2 separate regions of the Homo sapiens genome follow, and region 2 is linked to region 1. Evidence: read pairs that join two places in POLR2A ChIA-PET (ENCODE). Cell type or tissue: MCF 10A. All regions are shown on one strand. Links, peaks and the distances in the headings refer to the core of each region. The heading gives the core; the rest is flanking DNA.

Region 1 (8,354 bases), core at 243-8,242:
CCTCCTCTTACTCCTCTTCTTCCTCCTCCTCTTCTTCTTCTTCTTCCTATTCCTCTTTCTCCTCTTCCTCTTCCTCTTCCTCTTCTTCTTCTTCTTCTTCCTCTTCTTCTTCTTCATAGCTGCGAATTGTTAGGCATTGATCACTAATGTGAGTTTCCAGGTTTCCCTCTCTGTTGGGCCCAAGTACTGTGATAAACTAATTCACACTGAGTTGTCTGAGATTTATTCTTCTCCCAAAAATATATGCATTTTAAAAAGAAAGTCTTTTAGATCTTGATTATGAGTAAATCCCTGTGATGGAAGGTTACCCTTTCTGGCATCTGGTAACATTTGTTCTTCTCTAGCTACCTATTTGCCCTAGAAGGTAGAGATTAAGCATTGTAATTTTTACCTCCCTTTGCTGATTGCAAAGATTCAATGAAATAATACAAGTAAAATGTCTAGCATAGGATAGGTGTTTGATAAATGTAGATCAGTCTTATCACATACATAGTCTCTCTCTCCCCCCCCTCTCTCTCTCACTCTCTCTCTCTCTCTTTCTCTCTCTCGCCTTTCTGGACATTAGGCATGTGATCATATTTCAGGAATCTTCTTTCTTCGAAGTACCCTGTCCTGTGTTTATCTTCACTGTAATCAACAATGTACTCTTCTTCAGAGCTTTTTAATTCCTTTTCCCAGATGATAGACTGTCCAGATGTGAAACACTATCCAGCGGGTTTTGCTGTATTTACCTTCTGTCCATGTGGCTTTGTACCTTCCCAACTGTATACCTGACACCCTTTCTTTCTCCAGGCTGTGTTTCCTCATTGTAAAAATGAGGGCACTCGTGGCCTCTCAGGTCTCTTCTGGGTCTCACACGATTCTCTTTTCAAACCACTACTGTGGTCGTGTAGGTCTGCCAGCACTGAGCTTCTGCATGAGCATCCTGATTGGCCTTATCATGGACATGCTTCTGATGCATTCTACATTTTCTGGTCAACCCTCATTCCCTTCCAAGTAGTTTATGACTCATAAATGTTTTAAGATAGTTCTTTTCCACCTGCGTTTCTCATAAAATTCACAGGGTTCTGTAGCTCTTGAACAATTGCTCCAAATTTAACTTTTTTGTTTTTTTTTTTTTTTGCCAGGAGGATTAATAGAAGTTTAAGTTTGCATTTGCCAATAAACTATAGATTGTTGTAGACCGGTTGCTCTTGTCACCCAGGCTGGAGTGCAATGGCGCAATCTCTGGTCACTTCAACCTCCGCCTCCCGGGTTCAAGTGATTCTCCAGTCTCAGCCTCCCAAGTAGCTGGGATTACAGGCGTCTGCCACCATGCCTGGCTAATTTTTGTATTTTTAGTAGAGACGGGATTTCACCATATTGGTCAGGCTGGTCTCGAACTCCTGACCTCAGGTGATCCTCCTGCCTTGGCCTGCCAAAGTGCTGGGATTCAGGTGTGAGCCAGCCTACCCGGCCATATGTTTTTTCTCTGTTGGAGGAGATATCACATACTGATTGGTTGTTGAGTATTCATTAAGTAATATTAGCAAATATTATATCTTAGTTCACTAGCTAGGGTTTTTTTTTTTTTTTTCATGAGCTAATTAAGTGCACACTTCACACACTGGTGATTGCTACCAAGGCAGCCCTGGTAGAACTAAATAATGGTGGAAGGATACAAGATGTCCCACACATCAGGAAGAGCACCACTGACACTGTGTCCTTCATGTAGTCATTTTCAATTATTTCCAATGGGCAGAGGGAAAGGAGGTTAAATTTTATATATAAATATAATGATAAAAGACCTCAGAAAGCCTGGATTTTTAAGTTGTTCAAATAGCTGGTTACTTTTAGAAGTTATTGAAGGGCTGGAATCACTGGGGCAGTCATGTTTAATGTCAGTATTTAAACTCTTTCACTCTGTTAATACTTTTAAATATCCCTCATAGAAAATTTTCATGTTTGAATATTGTGTCCACTAAATAAAAACCAGATGCTTTGTATTTAAAAATATCTGAGTTTTAATTCTCACCACTTGTCAACTTTATAACTTTGGATCAAATAATTAACCACTTTTAGCTACAGTTTCTTCTTCCATGAAAAGAAAAGAATAGCATCCTAATTGACTAATGAGATTATTACAAATTCACCATTCACTAATAGGATTATTGTGAAGATAAAATTATGTAAAGTGCTGAGCACAATAACAAGACATAGGGAGTTCTCAATAAATAGTATCTATTATTAGAATTTCAGCAAGTTTCTGGTTTGGAAGAGTTAACCGTTACTATATATATTATATATATTATATATAATATATATAACACTATATATATTATATATATTATATATAATATATATAACACTATATATTATATATAATATATATAACACTATATGTATTATATATAATATATATAGTGTTATATATATTATATATAATATATATAACACTATATATATTACATATACGTAAAACACTTTAAAAGTTCTTGATAGGCCTGTAGATTTTGCCATTTTTCTCTCTGGGTCAGTATGTTTTTGTCATATGTATATTAACTGTCTAGCAATATGCCTAAATATTTTCCATTCTAATGTCTTTTGCATGTCAGAATTTTCAATCCATTTTTCTTTTTGGGTGGAAGGTTTACTCTGTCACACACACATTCACACACTCTAACTAAACTTTGCTGTCTGTACACAGCAGGCTTCCTCCCCCATTCATTTATCATACAGATATTCAATGAGCATCTGCTACTGTATGCCCTGGCATGCTGATCTGTGTGTGCCCTGGAGCACACTCTAGAATTCAGAAGGAAACAAGCACATCCCTTGCAGTCTAGTGTGGAAAGCAGACATTAAGCCAATAAACCTAGAAACCCACCCGTGTTTACACATTATGGTGCCGTGAAAGCAACGGGCAGGAGGAGGTTGGGACTAGCCTGAAAGTAGAAAGATGCGTGGCTGGCAAAGGGAAGATCACACACAAAACATTGAGGTATAGAAAAGGGCTGGCAGGGCAGGAGCTGAAGTGAGGTGATTTTTTGTTTGTTTGTTTTAATTTTCATTTCCTAGCTTGTGCAGTAGAGCACACATTCCTGCAGGTCAAGAGTGTCTTTCATGTCTTTTGCATCCCTCGCAGGGAGTGTCCTGGTTATTAAGGTGTTGTCTCTCAGCTCCAAACACACCCCTTTATACTCTATTTGTGATGCCAGGACTGGGATTTGGGTTAACCACACAGGCTAACTACACTTTTCCTTTGCCCAGCTGGCTTTCTGTTAGGCTCTGTCAATAGAGGGTGCTAGAGGGAGACACTAAAACATGGGAAGAATTCCTTGCTTGCCCCTTGCTCCTATCAGCGGCAGCCCAGCTTTTGTTTACTCCAAAAGCAGTTGGTTTCAGCTTCCCTTTTTTCCCCTCTATAATCCCCTGAGCCAGGCTGCTTCAGAAACATCAGCACCAGCAGGCCACATGCCCTCCTCAGATGTCTGGGTCCAACCTCCACACAATGCCTCCTCTAAGCTTTTAGGTTCTAATAACTGCATTTTCTTTTACTTGTCTCCTCAGACTTAAGGATGGTAGCCACCTCCTGCAGCCACTATCTTTGTCTCTTCACTGTTACCTGTTTGCATTTTCACTTCTCCCATGTCTGTCTAACCAATACTTACGTTAAATTCTTCCCGTTCAGGTAACTGGTGAGGTGCCTGTGTTCCTGACTGACTCTGATGGATGCGTGGCTAGTTTAACTGTCTGTTCTTGCCCGTACTAACCATCTCTCAATAGAAGCCCCCACTGGGCCCCTCCAAGACCAACTGCTCATGAGTAAAAACGGTCAACTGCAAGCAAGAAATGATGATTGTCAAGCTTGAAGACAAACTTTTTTCAGAAGCTCTCATAGCCTGCCTATTCCCAATCTCCACTATGCAATATCGTTTTCAAGGTTAGCAGAATTATAAAAACATCAATTTGGCCATTATTGACTTTTCAACTGGGATACCAAGAAAGCCTTTCAGCAGCCTCGATAAATTAAATCTGGCCACCTAGCTCCCAGACTGGCAGGCTCCTACATCATTGACAGAGAAGACAGGGGAAAGCAGTTTTCCCAGCTGTTGCAGTAAATGATGTGCATTGTGCTCACAACCATTAGCAGGCGGAAAATTTGAAGTGTGGGTACATTGCAGAGCTTTTAAAAATGCATAAGCACTTTGTGAGTTTGCTAAGTCATGTTTCACTCAGCTCGGTTTGAATTTTTCATAGAGGAGAAATATTCTGTAGTCTTTTCTGTTTAAGTTCTTCTTTATCAGTAAGAACTGCCACAGTGAGGTCTATAGTGGAAGGGGGCCAAGTCTAATCATACAATTTGCTTGATTAGTCCTCAGTTTTTCTAAGTTGTAAAATGCTTGAAGATTTAGGGCTTTAAGGACTTAATATAACTTAGTTTCCTGCCTCTCCCTGTTTAATCCAAAATGCAAATTCTTTCCCGTTCTGGATTTAAGTTTATTTGATGTGTTTTCAAGTCAATCTTTATCCTGAAGGGCTTATCCATTTGTGAAATTTTAAGCACTGCACTATAAAGACTCCTTTTTTTCCAAAAACATCCTCTGTTCACACACCATGTCCCAGACACAGTATGCGCTTGTGGTCACTCACTCACCATTCCTGTGCTGAGGCAGACATTACTAACTACTGAATACACATTTTCCTGAGGCATCCAGCTGTAACATCGGTGTCATTACTAATGTGATATTCCAGCTAGATCTAAGTATTAGCTGTGTAGTGTATTGATGGAAACATTATAATTATATAGCAAGCCCCTGATTTGTTTCCCTTATATGGAATAGCGTCAGCATTGTAGTAAAACAAAGATGTGTAATTGAATGGAATACTTAGTGTGCCGCAAATTATGAAACATCCTTTACATTAGCTATCTCATTTAATTTTCTTCAAAGCCCTGTGAAGAGAATGCTGTTAACAGCCTTATTCTTCAGATGAGTAAACTGAGGCTCAGAGAGTTGAAGTAATTTATGTAAGGTCTCATAGGTGACAAATTGTGAAGTCTGACTCTGGCGCCTGAGACCTGCACTGCCATGTTATCAACTTGATACAATTCAACATATGTGTTCAGCTCATTCACTGATTATTCATCAAACATTTATCAAGCCACTGTTATGCAGCAGGCACCAAAAATCATATAATATTCAACAAATTCAGCAATGACTTATTAAAAAACAAGGTAGAGCTATTAGGCTCTCTGACCAGCAACTAGATAATAACTCCCCAAACAGGCAATAGATTTCCTGCTTTTTTAATATCAATAAATCAGACTTTTCTTGGAATGAAATGGTTTTCTTCCCACATCTGGCTAATCAATTGTAACCTATTTTCTCCCCAAATGGAGAGAATTATTCCAGCCAGTATTGAAACTTCAGCAAATTGGAAGCAAAATACATTGCAACTTGAAGTACTAAGGTATTTATGAGATCGTTATTTGGTATAATTGGGGGGATTCTAGAATACTTTGTGTTACAGAACTGACCTTTCATAGATCTTTCCACACTTCCCAAGACTTGTAAGCATATCACAGTGGGACTGCAAGGTCAAAGGGGTCTGGAGCTTACATGTGTCATTTCTGTGTTCTGATTTAAAACCTCTTTGCTTGTAATTAGGTTCTTGGGAAGAGGGTAGTCAGGCAGACAGTGCTCCTAGAAAAGATATGGGGTGGTTATCTTCTCACATTTGATTATTTTTCAAACTTCACAACAACCCTTCATGTAGGACTACAGTTGGGCTGTAGTACTATTAATCCTATAATATTGGATCAGCTGGATGGGGCCCTTCTGATCCTATCTTTCTTTTTTGGTTTAATATAATACATAGACTTCAGAAGCCATCTCATAAATTATCTTGCCAAAATAAATGGCAAGTAAAACAGTCAAATGTTCTCATAAAATCTGGAAACATGGTAGTATGACAACCTCCACTAGAATTAAGTTGTTCAATTCCCCTTTGATAGTGATAGTGCCCAGAATAAGTGGAAAGCAATACTTCTGTTTGGTAGCAGGAGGATCCCAGATGACATTTAAATACATGATCATCCCAGCAGTTCAGGGAGGAAATAACTGCACCATTGCCAGGTTCCTGGCTTGGCACATAGTGAGGGCTTCATGCAACTTTCCACATGAATATACAGAAATTTTTCACATGATGGTGTTTGTGTTGTTAAAATAACTTTTGGAAGACTGAGTGCAGTGGCTCACACCTATAATCCCAGCACTTTGGGAGGCCAAGGCGGGCAGATCACTTGAGGTCAGGAGTTCAAGACAAGCCTGGCTATGGTGAAACCGCCTCTCTACTGAACATACCAAAAAATTAGCCGGACGTGGTGGCAGGTATCTGTAGTCCCTGCTACTCAAGAGGCTGAGGCAGGAGAATCACTTGAACCTAGGAGGTGGAGGTTGCAGTGAACTGAGATCGTAGCACCACTGCACTCCAGCCTGGGCGATAGAGCAAGACTCTGTCTCAAAAAACAAACAAACAACAACAAAAAACCCCAAACAAACACTTTTGTAGAAGACTCAAGTTTCCTTCTGGGTCCATTGAATGAAATAAGCTTACCATGGGGAAGGTGACTGACTCTTGGACAAAAAGACAGCAATTGCTTCTCTACTTGTTCAGCAGGGTTTATGGCCAAAATATTTTGTAATCTTGCTTTAAGGTAATAGGTGTATCCCAGCATATATTTCTTCTCTTCTTCCTTTTTGTATTTCCCCTCTTCCTGTTCTTTTTGTAAAAGCTAAATTCAATTTCTACACTTTTCCAAAAAGGTTTAAAACCAGATTGTCTCTGGTTTGATGTGATTACTTTTCTTCAGCGCAATTCATTGGAACCATTTCTCAGTTAAGTCATTTTGGTATAGGGGTTGCCGAGTTTGGGGAAGCAGAAGCATATTCTGCCTAGTAAAGGTAAAAAATGATCCCCTCAAAATGTATGCTGGCAGACAGAAAGCATTTTCTATTACTGATATTTTCAGTCACCAGCTGGTATATGCTGAACAGTTTCTGTATTGCATGGAAAATGTATAATAGCATGACATAACTAGAACAATACAGCTGTTGTGATTCCTTTTTGGCTAATTGGATTGTTGCATTTAATTTAATGGCTCTATAAATACGATGATTACTCAGTCACATTTTAGAAAATGACTTGAAAGAGTGGGTATAATTTAGGGATACTTCTGGAGTTGTGATTTATAGAAACTTTTGTTTTACTTTCTCTTAAAAAATTATATGGAGATAAGTTGGTATGTATGTTTAAATCATTTAATATGTAAAGAACAGACTTTATACAAGAAGATAGGATGTAATTTTCCTAATAGTTTTCATTCTAAGTTTTCTCTACTTTGACTATATTAGAAATGGCAATAAGGTAACATCCTGTATAATGTGACCTATTATTCATGAGAATAAGATATAGTGTAAATCAAAATGGGGTCTCCTTTAAAACTGTATAAAGGTACTACGTTATCCTTGTCCTCAATATCATAAGGGAATTTGTTCTCTTTACTTTTATGGATTAAGTACAAAGAATTGTAGAAGTGCCCAGCATGTAATACATGATCGGTAAATAGTATTAAGTTTATGACTCCAGGAAGACTGTGGCTGTTCAGAGGGTGGAAGTGGAGGGCAGTGATTTATTTTTAGGAAGTTGCTTTGTGCCATGATTGTGGACTTTTTCTTCCTGGTTCACGGAGCCACTGTGCATCTGCAACATTGCTCTGCCTTCAAATTGCTAAATGCAGCATTATGAGTCAAGACTCAGAGGAAAGGGAGAAGAGGAACTCATATTGGCTTAAAAAATGACACAGAATATAGTTTATCATATAAATGAAAAGCTCACTGGCAAGACTAGCTTCAGGTGTGGCTAGATCCAGGTACTTATAAGTTATAATATGGTCTTTTATTGAATTTCTACATTGTTCCTTGGCATATTTGCTGGTATTACAACAACGGATACTTCACTATGCTCATACTAAGGAGCTCATGGCCTAGTAGCTAATATGATATATAACAAAATGTAACATGTGCAATAATAGAGGTATTTACAAAGTAGAACTATAATTCAGAGAGGAGAAAAAAGCAAACACTTCTGAGGAGAGGTTAACAAGAAATTCAGAGAAGTTATAACTTGAAAATTGTTTTGAAGTAGAAGCAACGATTTTACTAACAAGGATACTGAATAAAATGGTTAATTGGCATGGTTATGGCCCTTGCAAGATCTGTATTCAAATCTCAGCTCTGCCACTTTCAAATTGTACAAACTCTGGCAAGTTTCTCAAACTCTTAGGGTCTTAGTTTCCTTGTATGGAGACTGAA
Region 2 (8,354 bases), core at 343-8,342, 82 kb after region 1:
ATGGCGCTACTGCACTCCAGCCTGGGCGACAGAGCGAGACTCTGTCTCAAAATAGATAGATAATAAATAAATAAATAAATAAATAAATAAATAAATAAATAATTCTTTTGAAAGTCACACTTCTAAAAGGGGGCTGTAACTCTTTCCTTATTCTCCTACCAATCTTTGTGGCCTATAAGATCATTAGTCATCCCTTCCATGTTGTAGAAACTCTTTCCACCTCTGAGACCTAGGTTTGTTCCTGTTTGTTTTCCTTACTTTCTGATCATTTTTTTTTTCCATCTTGACAGGCTCTTCTGATTCTTCCCTCTCCCTAAGGTTTCTGGTACACTGATGGACTTCTTTCCCTATACTCTCTTTGTTGGTGAATTCTTCCATTCTTAGTTTTAGTCTGATGGCTCTTGAATCTTCATCTTGTATTTTGAGCACATCCTTCTAAGATCATAATCTTTTCTCTCAACTATCAGATAGGCACTATCTACAAGACTCCTAGCATCAATGTTCAGAAGCTTGTAATCTCCTCCTTTCTCTTCCCACTTGTAATCTCCCTTTCTCTTCCCACATCCACCAGTAGCCAAATGCTATCAGTTTTTCCATTTGTGCATTTAGTTTCATTTCTACCTTTGGACTCATCTCAATTTAGTAAGAGCAATCACCTGTGTCACTCTTGTGTCATATAGAGTAATAGACTCGAAGCTACTATGATTGCCTTCTCATAAGCAGTGATGTGCACAAGCTATTCAAGACCAATTTCTGCTATGACCAAACACTCTGAAGGCGCTACTCATATTCACATGCCATGTAAGTCTTTCATAATGCAAAAATATCTATTCATATGATGATAATACATTCCTTTGAAGTTCCATCTCTTCCTACTGCAGGAGAGTAATGTTGTAAGTATTTAAACAGTATAAAGGGATGAACTTAAAATATTTTTATTTTTAATAACTTTCAGAAAACCATGTTCTGGGACTTATCTCTTATGACTTATTGCAAAAAATGACATGCCAGCACACAAGTGACTCATGTAGTTCTTTGTAACATCCATTCTGCCCAGAAAATTATCTAGCTTGGAATTTAGATTAAATCCTGATGTGTAACAGAAGAGAGAAATAGTTTGCAAATATTTGGCCAAGGAGTATTTTTAAAAAATACACCTACTGAACTATGGGATTTTAAATTCTGTAATGTTACAGAGTCTTTTTGTGTGTGTGTGTATGTGAAATTGGTTTGGAGACAGGGCCTGGGACTCACAGTGTAGGGTTGAGGCTTAAGTGATTAAATCCCATTATGTAGGGTTCAGTATGAAGCCTGGGCAATGATGGCAGCTTAGGTATACACAGCACATTAGAGTTCACGAAATACTTCTATCTGCTCTATTTCACTAATCTTCGCAGCATCTCTATGATATAGGTAGAAAATGCTGCACTACTTTTAATTAATAGATAAAGAAAAATCATGTTTGGAGGGATTTCAGTGGCTTGAGCGGGTGAAACAGCTAGAAAGTATCAGATTCTGGTCTTCAGTTCTTGCTTCTAATTCTAAGACCAGTGTTTCTCTCCATAGTTAATTTGACTATGATTAAATCCTATTATTTCAGTTATTTTAGAGGCATAAAACAATAACAATTTGTTACACTCACAGATTCTGTGAATTAATGATACAATCAAGGCACAGCAGTCACCTTGTCTCTCCAGTTCTAGCTTCTGATTCCAAGACCAGTGTATAAGGTGTTATACAAACTTATCTCATTTATATACATATTAAATGCTCTTGTAATTTTATAAGTCTTCTCTGTATTTTAAGTATGAGCTATTCAACGTATCTGATTTCATATTATTCATCTTTGTATCCCTAGAGACTGTTACAATTACTGGTACTGGTTGCTGTCCACTATGTTGATATTTGATATACAAAAACATAGTAACAGCTAACATTTATTGGTGTTTCCTTTGTTTCAGATACTGTGTTAATCACTTTATTAACTTGTTTAATTCTTATCAATATTCTATGAGTTAGACCTGTGATATGGTTTGGCTCTGTGTCCCCACCCAAATCTCACATTGAGTTGTAATAATCTCCACATGTTGATTGCGACCAGGTGGAAGTAATTGAATCATGGGGTTTCTCGAATGCTGTTGTGGTGATAGTGAATAAGTCTCATGAGATTTGATGGTTTTATAAGCATCAGGCATTTCCCCTGCTTGTGCTCATTCTCTCTCCTGCCGCCCTGTGAAAAGGTGCCTTCCGCCATGATTGTAAGTATCCTGAGGCCTCCCAGCCATGCTGAACTGTGAGTAATTAAACCTCTTTCTTTTATAAATTATCTAGTCTTGGGTATTTCTTCATAGCAGTGTGAGAATGGACTAATACAGCATGGTACTTATCATCCCTCTTCTATAGAGGAAGAAACTTGAGCCAAGAAAGGTCAAATAATGTAACCAAAGTTACATAACCAATAAGTAGTAGAGCTTATATTTGAACTCAGAACTCATTTAACCATTGTGCTCCAATGACTTTCAGTATCTGAGTTTATTTTATGACAAGCTAAGTGATAGTAATTAATGCAGTGGTTTCAACACGGCTACATATTTTTGACAGTCCTTCCATGGAAAAGTGTGGGTTTATATCTCCTCCTGTTGAATCTGGAGAGTATAGTAAAATTGATGTTATTTGGCTTCCAAGACTGAGCCATAAATGGTCATGCAGCTTCCACTTTATCATATGGAAAATCTGCTCATAAAGCTCTGACTGCCATGAAAGTGGTCCAGCAAACTTGAGGATGTCCTGCTGTGAGAAACCCCAACCCTCCGCAGAAGTCATATGTTGGTAGCTGTGGTTAACAGTCCCAGCTGATACTAGCATTCAAGTGAATCCAGACCCAATATTACACATAAATGAAGAATCACTCCTGTCCCAGGTGTTCAAGTCACTCCCAGCCATTCTAGTTTTCCCAATTGAGGGACCAGACATTGTGGACCAGAGAAGTCATCCCTGCTGTGCCTTGTCTGTATCATTAATTTACAGAATGTGTGCGTGTAACAAATGGTTATTGTTTTATGCCTCTAAAATAACTGAAATAATAGGATTTAGTCATAGTCAAATGAACTCCTCTGTATTCTGAGGCCAACTTACTTTCTGATAGCATATAATAATAATAATAGTCTAGGGCTATTAAGTTGAACCAATCAAATATGTCATATATTACACATCCCACACTTGAGAGTGCTCTGCATTAGCTGACTGAAGCGTTTAAAGGGGTTGGCCTGTTGGACAGTTCTTTGCTTCCAGAAAAGCCACAGGAATATGGAATCTCTTGTTTATATTCTGCTGAGCTCAGTGTGTTGTGTGTTTGTTCCTGGCTTCTTGCCCAACAAGCCTTGGCAAGCATATCACTTGTTTCTTGATTATTTAGCAACCGGGTATGAACTGATGCTGCTGTACTGAGGTTTTATTTTCTACATACTTGGTGTACTGGCCAGTTTCCTTCACTGTATAAACCACTTTCTATCCCTACATTTGTCGAGGACTAGCCAGGCCCACAGATATTCAGGAATGACTAATATTAGTTCAAGCTTTCTTCTTGAGCTGGATACATTTACTTGGTTTGGTCTTTATACTATTTTATAAACCAAGGATATCAATTTGTGCCTCTATGTCATGGCAATCACTAATAACTTGGGAGGTTTGTAAACTCTGGACACACAAAAGCAGTAAAAGACTCTGCTGTCAATGCATATGAGTAACTGCTGTTGTGATGTGTTCTCTGAGCCCAAATTTCTATTCAAGCCATTCATTAATTTATTCATTCATTGAAAAATTATTAATTAACATCCATATATGAAACACTCTGCTAGGGGTTGATAATGCGGCAACAAACAATGCCGATATTATCCCAGCTCTTACAGACTCTATAAACTAGTGGGGAAATTTTTCAGATAAATTACCAGGGAAATGGAAATTGGAATTTGCTCTTCACAAATTTCTGATATGTAAAGATGAATATTGTGCTTTGCATGCAACAGCATATACACATGTCCCCTACCTCTTCATATCTCTTACCTCTTCTTGCCCATATCCAGCAGCAGCAATGCTGTTCAATATTTCCTTTTAATAAAATTTAATTTAATTTTTAACTGACACATAATTATGCATATTTATGGAGTGCAGAGTGATGTTTTTATACATGTTTATAATGTGTAATGATAAAATCAGAGGGACTAGTATACCCATCTCTTCAAACATTCATCATTTCTTTGTGTTGGGAACATTAAAAATCCTCTCTTCTAGCTATTAGAAAATATACAATAAAGTATTGTTACTAATAGTGATCCTGCAGAGCTATCAAACATTAGAACTAATTCCACCCATCTAGTTACAATTTTGTATTTATTAACCAATGTCTCACTATCATTCTCTACACCTTACCTTTCCAAGGCTCAAAAAAACTACAATTCTATTGTCTACTTCTGTGAGCTCAAGCTTTTTAGCTCACACGTACAAGTGAGAACCTGTGGTTTTTTCTTCCTCTGCCTGACTTATTCACCTAAAATGATGTAATCCAGGCTTATCTATGTTGCTGTGAATGACAAGATTTTATTCTTTTTATGGCTGAATAGTATTCCATTGTTATAGATACAACATTTTCTTTTTTTTTTTTTTTTAATTTTTTTTTTTTTATTATACTCTAAGTTTTAGGGTACATGTGCACATTGTGCAGGTTAGTTACATATGTATACATGTGCCATGCTGGTGCACTGCACCCACTAATGTGTCATCTAGCATTAGGTATATCTCCCAATGCTATCCCTCCCCCCTCCCCCGACCCCACCACAGTCCCCAGAGTGTGATATTCCCCTTCCTGTGTCCAAGTGATCTCATTGTTCAATTCCCACCTATGAGTGAGAATATGTGGTGTTTGGTTTTTTGTTCTTACGATAGTTTACTGAGAATGATGGTTTCCAATTTCATCCATGTCCCTACAAACGACATGAACTCATCATTTTTTATGGCTGCATAGTATTCCATGGTGTATATGTGCCACATTTTCTTAATCCAGTCTATCATTGTTGGACATTTGGGTTGGTTCCAAGTCTTTGCTATTGTGAATAATGCCGCAATAAACATACGTGTGCATGTGTCTTTATAGCAGCATGATTTATAGTCCTTTGGGTATATACCCAGTAATGGGATGGCTGGGTCAAATGGTATTTCTAGTTCTAGATCCCTGAGGAATCGCCACACTGACTTCCACAATGGTTGAACTAGTTTACAGTCCCACCAACAGTGTAAAAGTGTTCCTATTTCTCCACATCCTCTCCAGCACCTGTTGTTTCCTGACTTTTTAATGATTGCCATTCTAACTGGTGTGAGATGATATCTCATAGTGGTTTTGATTTGCATTTCTCTGATGGCCAGTGATGATGAGCATTTCTTCATGTGTTTTTTGGCTGCATAAATGTCTTCTTTTGAGAAGTGTCTGTTCATGTCCTTCGCCCACTTTTTGATGGGTTTGTTTGTTTTTTTCTTGTAAATGTGTTTGAGTTCATTGTAGATTCTGGATATTAGCCCTTTGTCAGATGAGTAGGTTGCAAAAATTTTCTCCCATGTTGTAGGTTGCCTGTTCACTCTGATGGTAGTTTCTTTTGCTGTGCAGAAGCTCTTTAGTTTAATTAGATCCCATTTGTCAATTTTGGCTTTTGTTGCCATTGCTTTTGGTGTTTTGGACATGAAGTCCTTGCCCACGCCTATGTCCTGAATGGTAATGCCTAGGTTTTCTTCTAGGGTTTTTATGGTTTTAGGTCTAACGTTTAAATCTTTAATCCATCTTGAATTGATTTTTGTATAAGGTGTAAGGAAGGGATCCAGTTTCAGCTTTCTACATATGGCTAGCCAGTTTTCCCAGCACCATTTATTAAATAGGGAATCCTTTCCCCATTGCTTGTTTTTCTCAGGTTTGTCAAAGATCAGATAGTTATAGATATGTGGCATTATTTCTGAGGGCTCTGTTCTGTTCCATTGATCTATATCTCTGTTTTGGTACCAGTACCATGCTGTTTTGGTTACTGTAGCCTTGTAGTATAGTTTGAAGTCAGGTAGTGTGATGCCTCCAGCTTTGTTCTTTTGGCTTAGGATTGACTTGGCGATGCGGGCTCTTTTTTGGTTCCATATGAACTTTAAAGTAGTTTTTTCCAATTCTGTGAAGAAAGTCATTGGTAGCTTGATGGGGATGGCATTGAATCTGTAAATTCCCTTGGGCAGTATGGCCATTTTCACGATATTGATTCTTCCTACCCATGAGCATGGAATGTTCTTCCATTTGTTTGTGTCCTCTTTTATTTCCTTGAGCAGTGGTTTGTAGTTCTCCTTGAAGAGGTCCTTCACATCCCTTGTAAGTTGGATTCCTAGGTATTTTATTCTCTTTGAAGCAATTGTGAATGGGAGTTCACTCATGATTTGGCTCTCTGTTTGTCTGTTGTTGGTGTATAAGAATGCTTGTGATTTTTGTACATTGATTTTGTATCCTGAGACTTTGCTGAAGTTGCTTATCAGCTTAAGGAGATTTTGGGCTGAGACGATGGGGTTTTTTAGATAAACAATCATGTCGTCTGCAAACAGGGACAATTTGACTTCCTCTTTTCCTAATTGAATACCCTTTATTTCCTTCTCCTGCCTGATTGCCCTGGCCAGAACTTCCAACACTATGTTGAATAGGAGTGGTGAGAGAGGGTATCCCTGTCTTGTGCCAGTTTTCAAAGGGAATGCTTCCAGTTTTTGCCCATTCAGAATGATATTGGCTGTGGGTTTGTCATAGATAGCTCTTATTATTTTGAAATACGTCCCATCAATACCTAATTTATTGAGAGTTTTTAGCATGAAGGGTTGTTGAATTTTGTCAAAGGCTTTTTCTGCATCTATTGAGATGATCATGTGGTTTTTGTCTTTGGCTCTGTTTATATGCTGGATTACATTTATTGATTTGCGTATATTGAACCAGCCTTGCATCCCAGGGATGAAGCCCACTTGATCATGGTGGATAAGCTTTTTGATGTGCTGCTGGATTCGGTTTGCCAGTATTTTATTGAGGATTTTTGCATCAATGTTCATCAAGGATATTGGTCTAAAATTCTCTTTTTTGGTTGTGTCTCTGCCCGGCCTTGGATAGATACAACATTTTCTTTACTCACTCATCTGTCATTGTAAACTTAGGATGATTTCATAAGTTGGTTATTGTGAATAGTGCCACAATAAACATGGGGGTGTAAATATCTCTTCAATACACTGATTTCCTTTCTGTTGGATAAATATTCAGCAATAAGATTGCTGGATCATATGGTAGTTATATTTTTAGCTTTTTGAAGAAATGCCACACTGTTTTGTTTTTAACACTGGGACACCATGCAGCATTTCTATTTTTTATTTTTTTAGATCCATAAAGTGAAAACTTTCTTTTTTTGTTAAAATTAGATTTTATGTATTTTATTTCATATTCTACTCTTTAAAACTTTTATTTTAGCTACAGGAGTATATGTGCATGTTTGTTATATAGGTAAATTGCATTTCACAGGGGTTTGGTATACAGATTATTTTGCTACCCAGGTAATAAGCATAGTACTTGATAGGCATTTTTTTTTATCCTCACTCTCCTCCCTCACTCCACCTTCAACAGACACCCTGATGTCTCTTGTTGCCTTCTTTGTGTTCAAATGTATTTAACGTTTAGCTCCTATTTATAAGGTAGAATATGCAGTTTAGGTTTCATGTTCCTTTGTTAGTTCATTTAAGATAATGGACTCTAGCTCTGCCCATGTTGCTGCAAAGAATATAATTATGTTCTTTTAAGGTTGCATAGTATTTCACGGTGTATATGTACCACATTTTCTTTATCTAACCTACCATTGATGGGCAGGAATTTAGGTTGATTTCATGTCTTTGCTGTTGTTAGTAGTGCTATGATGAACATACACGTGCATGTGTGTTTATGGTAGAATGGTTTCTATTTCTTTGAATATATACCCAATAATGGGATTGCTGGGTCAAATGGCAATTCTGCTTTGAGTTCCTTGAGAAATCACCAAACTGCTTTCCACAGTGGCTGAACTAATTTACATTACCAATGGCAGTGTAAAACTGTTGTCTTTACTATAAAACCTTGAGAACATGTTATTTTTTGACTTTTTAATAATAGCCATTCTGGTGGTGTGAGATGGTACCTCATGGTGGTTTTGATTTGCATTTCTCTAATGATTAGTGATGTTGAGCATTTTATCACATGTCTGTTTGTTGTGGGTATGTTTTCTTTTGAAAAGTGTCTGCTTGTGTCCTTTGCTCACTTTTTAATGGGTTTTTTTTTT

The links. Peaks named below come from ENCODE experiments on the same cell type or tissue, not always from the same donor. Only the 100,000 strongest peaks of a DNase experiment are listed, where the experiment ranks them.
Region 2: POLR2A ChIA-PET joins it to region 1 with 5 read pairs; 1 of 35 experiments calls an interaction of 5 or more read pairs at or near these places.

What each region holds. Positions count from the first base shown.
Region 1 is chr5:144,464,680-144,473,033 of GRCh38, forward strand. The region is part of intron 3 of KCTD16 (potassium channel tetramerization domain containing 16); the gene reads left to right. Among named protein-coding and RNA genes, the nearest start is that of KCTD16, 300 kb to the left of the region's middle. In MCF 10A, for the core only: a CTCF peak has its summit at 3,259; a DNase peak (open chromatin) is centred at 3,272.
Region 2 is chr5:144,546,393-144,554,746 of GRCh38, forward strand. No RefSeq gene overlaps it. Among named protein-coding and RNA genes, the nearest start is that of KCTD16, 380 kb to the left of the region's middle. In MCF 10A, for the core only: no CTCF peak of the experiment used is centred there; a DNase peak (open chromatin) is centred at 3,369.